Regions from separate parts of the Homo sapiens genome. Here region 2 is linked to region 1. A link is an interaction called in ENCODE POLR2A ChIA-PET data of the cell type or tissue named here. Cell type or tissue: Caco-2. All regions are shown on one strand. Links, peaks and the distances in the headings refer to the core of each region. The heading gives the core; the rest is flanking DNA. Region 1 overlaps FRMD4A (FERM domain containing 4A). Region 2 overlaps FRMD4A (FERM domain containing 4A).

Evidence for each region. ChIA-PET counts read pairs that join two places held together with the same protein. Peaks named below come from ENCODE experiments on the same cell type or tissue, not always from the same donor. Only the 100,000 strongest peaks of a DNase experiment are listed, where the experiment ranks them.
Region 2: POLR2A ChIA-PET joins it to region 1 with 5 read pairs; 3 of 35 experiments call an interaction of 5 or more read pairs at or near these places.

What each region holds. Positions count from the first base shown.
Region 1 is chr10:14,172,885-14,175,691 of GRCh38, forward strand. All of the region lies in intron 2 of FRMD4A (FERM domain containing 4A), which reads right to left. Among named protein-coding and RNA genes, the nearest start is that of FRMD4A-AS3, 100 kb to the left of the region's middle. RefSeq lists an enhancer at 2,564-2,807. In Caco-2, for the core only: no CTCF peak of the experiment used is centred there; DNase peaks (open chromatin) are centred at 1,019 and 1,357; H3K4me3 peaks cover 1,447 bases.
Region 2 is chr10:13,837,341-13,840,147 of GRCh38, forward strand. The region is part of intron 3 of FRMD4A (FERM domain containing 4A); the gene reads right to left. Among named protein-coding and RNA genes, the nearest start is that of FRMD4A-AS2, 150 kb to the right of the region's middle. In Caco-2, for the core only: no CTCF peak of the experiment used is centred there; no DNase peak of the experiment used is centred there.

The DNA.
Region 1 (2,807 bases), core at 258-2,757:
GCTATCCTTCTAATGAATGACTCTCAGACATGGGTGAACATAACAGAGATGGGAAATTCTCGCAAAGGATGGGGTGTCTTCCTGCACAAGACCTACTTCTAACATTCTCTGAAAATATCATGGTCAGGCTCATTAACCAGCAGGAAAAAAAAATGTTCAATGACAAGAGTCTATTTGTGTCCAAATCATTACACAGGGCATCAAAGAGATGAGGTAAATCAAAGCTTTGTCCTATTGACTTTAACTCTGCTGTGTGTTTAGAGATCTATTTGCCCCTTGATTTGTTTTGAAATTTCTGGTTAAGAAAAGTAATATTTCTAGCATTATTGAAAACTTTGGATCTATCCATTTAGAGTTATAGGTAAATATAGCAGATATCAAATAACACCTTCATCGTCTGAGCTTATAATGGAAAACCCCACGTTCAAAGCGTCTCTTGAAAGTGAAAAAGCAAACTCCAGCCAAGAAGAACAAGCGCTTAGAGTCTTCAGGAGACCAAAACCAGTTCCCCGTGAGCATTTCTAAATGTTACAGGACCAAGTTCAAGATGTCAGGCTAGAGCAGTGCTCTGAAATCTTTTCTGCAGGTCTGCTATTTTTCCGAGAACACACTGGCCTCCAGAATGCATTAACCTACTTTCTACAGAGAGGATTCCCTGGTCCTCCTGCTCTGAAGAAGAGGAGGAGGAAGAGGAAGAGGAAAGAGGCTATTTCAAGTGGGAGCTGGGCACACTCTTTGCCTTAAACGTGTTACTCCTCCTGCTAAACAGCAATACGATCTGAGAAATTGGTACTTCCTGCAAACGAACAGCTCCGAGGGCTGCACGGCCCCAAAGCAAGAGTGACTGGAAATCCTGCTAAAATATGGCTGTCTAATCAACCGAGAGGCGAACTCATTTACTGAGGTTCCCATTGTCCACGCTGACAGATGGCTCGCTCCCCTCTCTGCTCTCCCCTTCCCCTCAGATCGCGCTGCCGTGCAGGCAAGCCTATTCTTTGAGAGATCCAGTTGCAATCGCCAGCCTAGTTCTGAAATGAGACAAAAGCTCCGTGAGCCTCCTCCCATGCACAGAGCCTTTTCTGTCCCTCCAAGCAGAAGGAAAAGAAATCCAGATCCACTCCCCTTACCTTCGTCCTCATCGGAGACAGGAGCCCTTCCATGGTGGCAGAATCCTCATGCCAGTTTCTGTCTCCTGCAAGTTACTCTCTCTGTGTGCCGTGCTTAAGCATCCCACATGAAAAGAGCCATGTCGGGAGCCGTGGTGGCTCCCCTCTCCCGGGTGGCGCCTCTGCACCGCCACCCGGTCTAACTTGAATCCCCAGCGCCTGCAAAGCGCCGTTCCTGGAGAAGCCTGCTCCTCTCCTCGCCCTGGTCCCCTCTCTCTTTCTCCCTCTCCCGCGCTCTCTCTCCTCCCTCTCTCTCCTCCCTCTCTCTTTCCATAATCTGCCTACAGCTCTCTGTGTACCCTGCTCACTTGACAAATGATCTCTGTCTTAGGTAACGCATTTGAACCAAGAACAGTGATCTGTAACAACCCACAGGGCAGCTCATCCAGGGCAGGAGGCGAGGGGGGCTGAGCCGGAGCATCCAGCCGCTTTGGGCTCTGTAGCTTGTTCTCTCCAGAGCTGAGAGCACTGTTGCGTTTGTTCGTTCATTCATTCATTCATTCATTCATTCATTCGTTCATCATTCCTTCCTCTCTTAAGAAGTGGGACTCCCACAGGAATGGATCTAGTTGACACCATTACTGAGCTGCTTTTCTGGTCTGTGTACAGAAAGCTGAAAAAGAAATCCCACTGCGTGGAGTACTTCTAAATACCCATGTTCAGCCCACTGTGAATTTCACACCTGGATAGTTAACTGGGTTCTTCTGCAGTTTGGCCAGATGTTTAGAGGCACATAACTGTAGCCTCTTTTTAGAGAAAGTTTCAAAAACAGATTTATGGACTCTGATCCTGAATAGTTGAGTATTAAAAAAAAAAGTGTGTGTGTGTCTGTGTGTGTGTGTGTGTGTGTGTGTGTGTGTGTGTGTGTGGACGCGCGCGTACGGGCACACTGTCCAGGAGTCCAAATAAATCAGGATTGACTGTTTCATTCAGCATTGCTGGTCACTTGGAAAAAAATACACAATGAAAGAAAAATGGCAAAGACCTAGGTCAGAGCATAATGCAGTTGAAAAGATGAGATTTTTCTGAACTTCTTTATGCTTGAGGAATTTTCTCTGTGAGAATAATTCAACATCTCTACTTCAACTGGTGACTCCTTAAATGTGGCTACACACATCTATGCCATCACCAAGGGGCCAGGACCCCTTTTGCATCATATATGTGACACATGTGCACCATACATGAACCTATCAATGTGATTTAAGGAAGATGCCCCTGTCCCTTGCCCTTCTTTCCATCTGTGATTCTTGTACTCACAAGACATCCCCAAGATAGGGCGAGCCACTCTGTCCTCCAGATGGAATCACAGGCTGGTCCCAGGCCCCTGCCTCTTCCTTCATTGATGCTTTTCACCCCTAATTAACATCCTTCTTCTCCTCCCGTTCACACATCAGCATTCCAATAGAACTTCAGTATCTACACCAACTCTATCACCTCTTGATCACCTCCTTCGTAGTCTCCAGTTTGCTTCCTTTTTTTTTTTTTTTTTTTTACAGGGTGTCTGTCTGTTGCTCAGGCTGCAGTACAGTGGTGCAATGATGATGGCTCACTGCAGCCTTGAACTACTGGGTTCAAGAGATCCTCCTGCCTCAGCCTCCTGAATATCTGTGACTGTAGGCATGCACCACCATGCCCAACTAA
Region 2 (2,807 bases), core at 303-2,802, 340 kb before region 1:
GCAAGGTTCAGGGGCCCTGACACTTGGATTCTGGAGTCCTGATTGGGCCTCGAGTGCTGGCCTCTCCCATGACAAGCCCTGAGAAGCCAAGAATTCCAGCCAAGATTCCTGACCTTGTTTAATGAAACTGTTTAGAGCTTTCCACAGATCAGAAAGCTGGCAGTGGGGAGACTACAGCAGTTACAAAAGATCACGGGGTCACATTTGCAGCCACTGTACTTTTTCTAACAGTTGGCCAGATGAGGCAGCTTCTAATTTCTTATCCACTCAGGCAATGTCATTACTCAAGGTCCATCTCATCTCTTTGTGGGCACCAGTATGTTCACAGGTACACTGACTGACAGTGCAACCTTGCATTCAACAAGAAGATGTGAATATTGTACCATCATGCACTACGCCCAGCTTTCCTCCATCCAATCCCAATCCCACTCCTCTTCTGCAAGTTGTACCCTTAACACACACATCTCTGGTTGCACAGAACTGTTGGGTTCGATATTTTCTATCTTCCCTTCATTTCCTCACTCTCTTCTTCCTGCTTCCTGTTCTGATGACATGACAGCAATCAGGAATCTGGTGGCTACTATGGTGACCTGCCCAATGAAGACCTCTTAAGGGGATGGAGGAAGAAAGCAGGCTTAGCTCTTCTAGAACCTTCCTTTCCATGAAAAACAGGGCACACCTTTTCTTCTCTAATCATCTCCCTATTTAACACATCACAGGAAAGATTGCTGAATTACAACGTGCTATCTCTTTATTTAGTTATTTAGAGGTAGGATCTTGCTCTGTTGCCCAGGCCTGAGTGCAGTGGCGTGATCATAGCTCACTGAAGCCTCTACCTCCTGGGCTCAAGCCATCCTGCCTCAGGCTTCCCAGTAGCTGGGACTACAGACGTGCACCACCATGCAGAGCTAATTTTTTTTTTTTTTTTTTTTTTTAGAAATGGGGATCTCCCTGTGTTGCCCAGGCTGTTCACAAACTCATGGGCCTAAATGATCCTCCTGCCTTGCCCTCCCAATGTGTTGGGATTACAGGCATGAACTACCACGCCCAGCCACAATGTGCCATTTATGATCTCCTTTTGTAAACTTGTCTCTTGCTGCTCTGCTTCTCAGTTTGTTGCATTGCTTCCTCTCTGTTCTGTTTTCTTCCCCCTCCCTCCCTTTTTTTTTTGAGATTGAGTCTCGCTCTGTTGCCCAGGCTGGAGTGTAGTGGCACGATCTTGCCCCACTGCAACCTCTGCCTCATGGGTTCAAGCAATTCTGGTGCCTCAGCCTCCCAAGTAGCTGGGATTACAGGCATGTGCCACCACGCCCAGCTAATTGTTGTATTTTTAGTAGAGACGGGGTTTCACCATGTTGGCCAGGCTAGCCTCAAACTTCTAACCTCAAGTGATACGCCTGCCTCAGCCTCCCAAAGTGCTGAGATTACAGGCGTGAGCCACCGCGCCTGCCTATGTTCTGTTTGCTACATACCTTACAATATGGACCTTAGACTGTAAGTTCCTGGGAGATGGGGACATTGCCCGTTTTCTTTATTATACAGTCTAAAATACTGACCTTAACCAGGACATTGAATAAAAACCATCCAATGATGATTAAGATAAATGCAATGATTAATATGACTTTAGGGCTTGGCTGGAAGAATAATTTCCTTTTTTTTTTTTTTTTTTTTTTAGAGATAGGGTCTTGCTCTGTCACTCAGGCTGGAGTACAGTGGTGGATCTTGGCTTACTACAGCCTTGAACTCTTGGGCTCAAGTGATCCTCCCACCTCAGTCTTCTTAGTAGCTGGTACTACAGGTGCATGCCACCACACCTAGCTAATTAAAATTTTTGTTTGTTTGTTTTTTAGAGATGGGGTCTTGCTGTCCTGCCCAGGCTGCTCTTGAACTCTTGGCCTTCAGCAATCCTCCCACCTTGGCCTCTCAAAGTTCTAGAATTACAGGTGTGAGCCACCACATCCAGCCAGGACCACCATTTCTAAAGGCATTTTGGGAAAATCACCATTTATTTAATTATCCACCTGAACAGGAGACTAAAGAAATTATAGTTTTTGAGAAAATGCTTTCTGAGTGATCCTCCTCTGTGGTCATCTCTGCCAACAGGATTCCTGCCATAAAACGTGCACCAGAGTAATGCAGAGGGCATCTGTAGATGTAGTTGTAAAGTCCTAAGGTTTTCACTGAGACCCCAGTTAAGTTGGCTTTGGGTACCATTGGCGTCCTCCTGTTTTCTTTCTCCTTTCAGCTTGTACAACACTGAGAGCTTAAGACACATGGACTTTTCCAGATTGCCACATGGTCATGTGAAAGACACACCGGCTCCAGGCTCAGCAAGCCAGGCCCACATCATAGCTCACGGCATACAGGCTCCTGGTTCAGGAAAGGAAGGGGGCCTTGAGCCACCAGCCATGTCCCGCAGTGCTTGAGATTGGGAGGAGTGGACTCCTAACACCAGAGTGATGACTCAGGTCTGAGCCGGCGTGTGCTGCCCCAGCTGGAGGCCCGACTTTCCCTGGAGAAACACTGAGCCTGCTGTCTTCAGAGCCAGAGCAGAGCAGACCATTCCTGTGAAGCATGGACTTCCCAGGTGCAGAAAGCAGAGGCCCATCCCAGGCAGCACAGTGTGTCCCTATAAAAATGACGGAGTGAGGCCCATGGCTGTCTCAGGATGCTCTGTGGTGGGTGGCTTTGCACACATTGCTGCCTTAATACCTCACAATTGCTTAAAGAGGTCATTTGCTCGAGGTCACTGTTAGGGACTGAACTATGTGCCTTCCTAAAATTCATTCCCAAAGTCCTTACTCCCA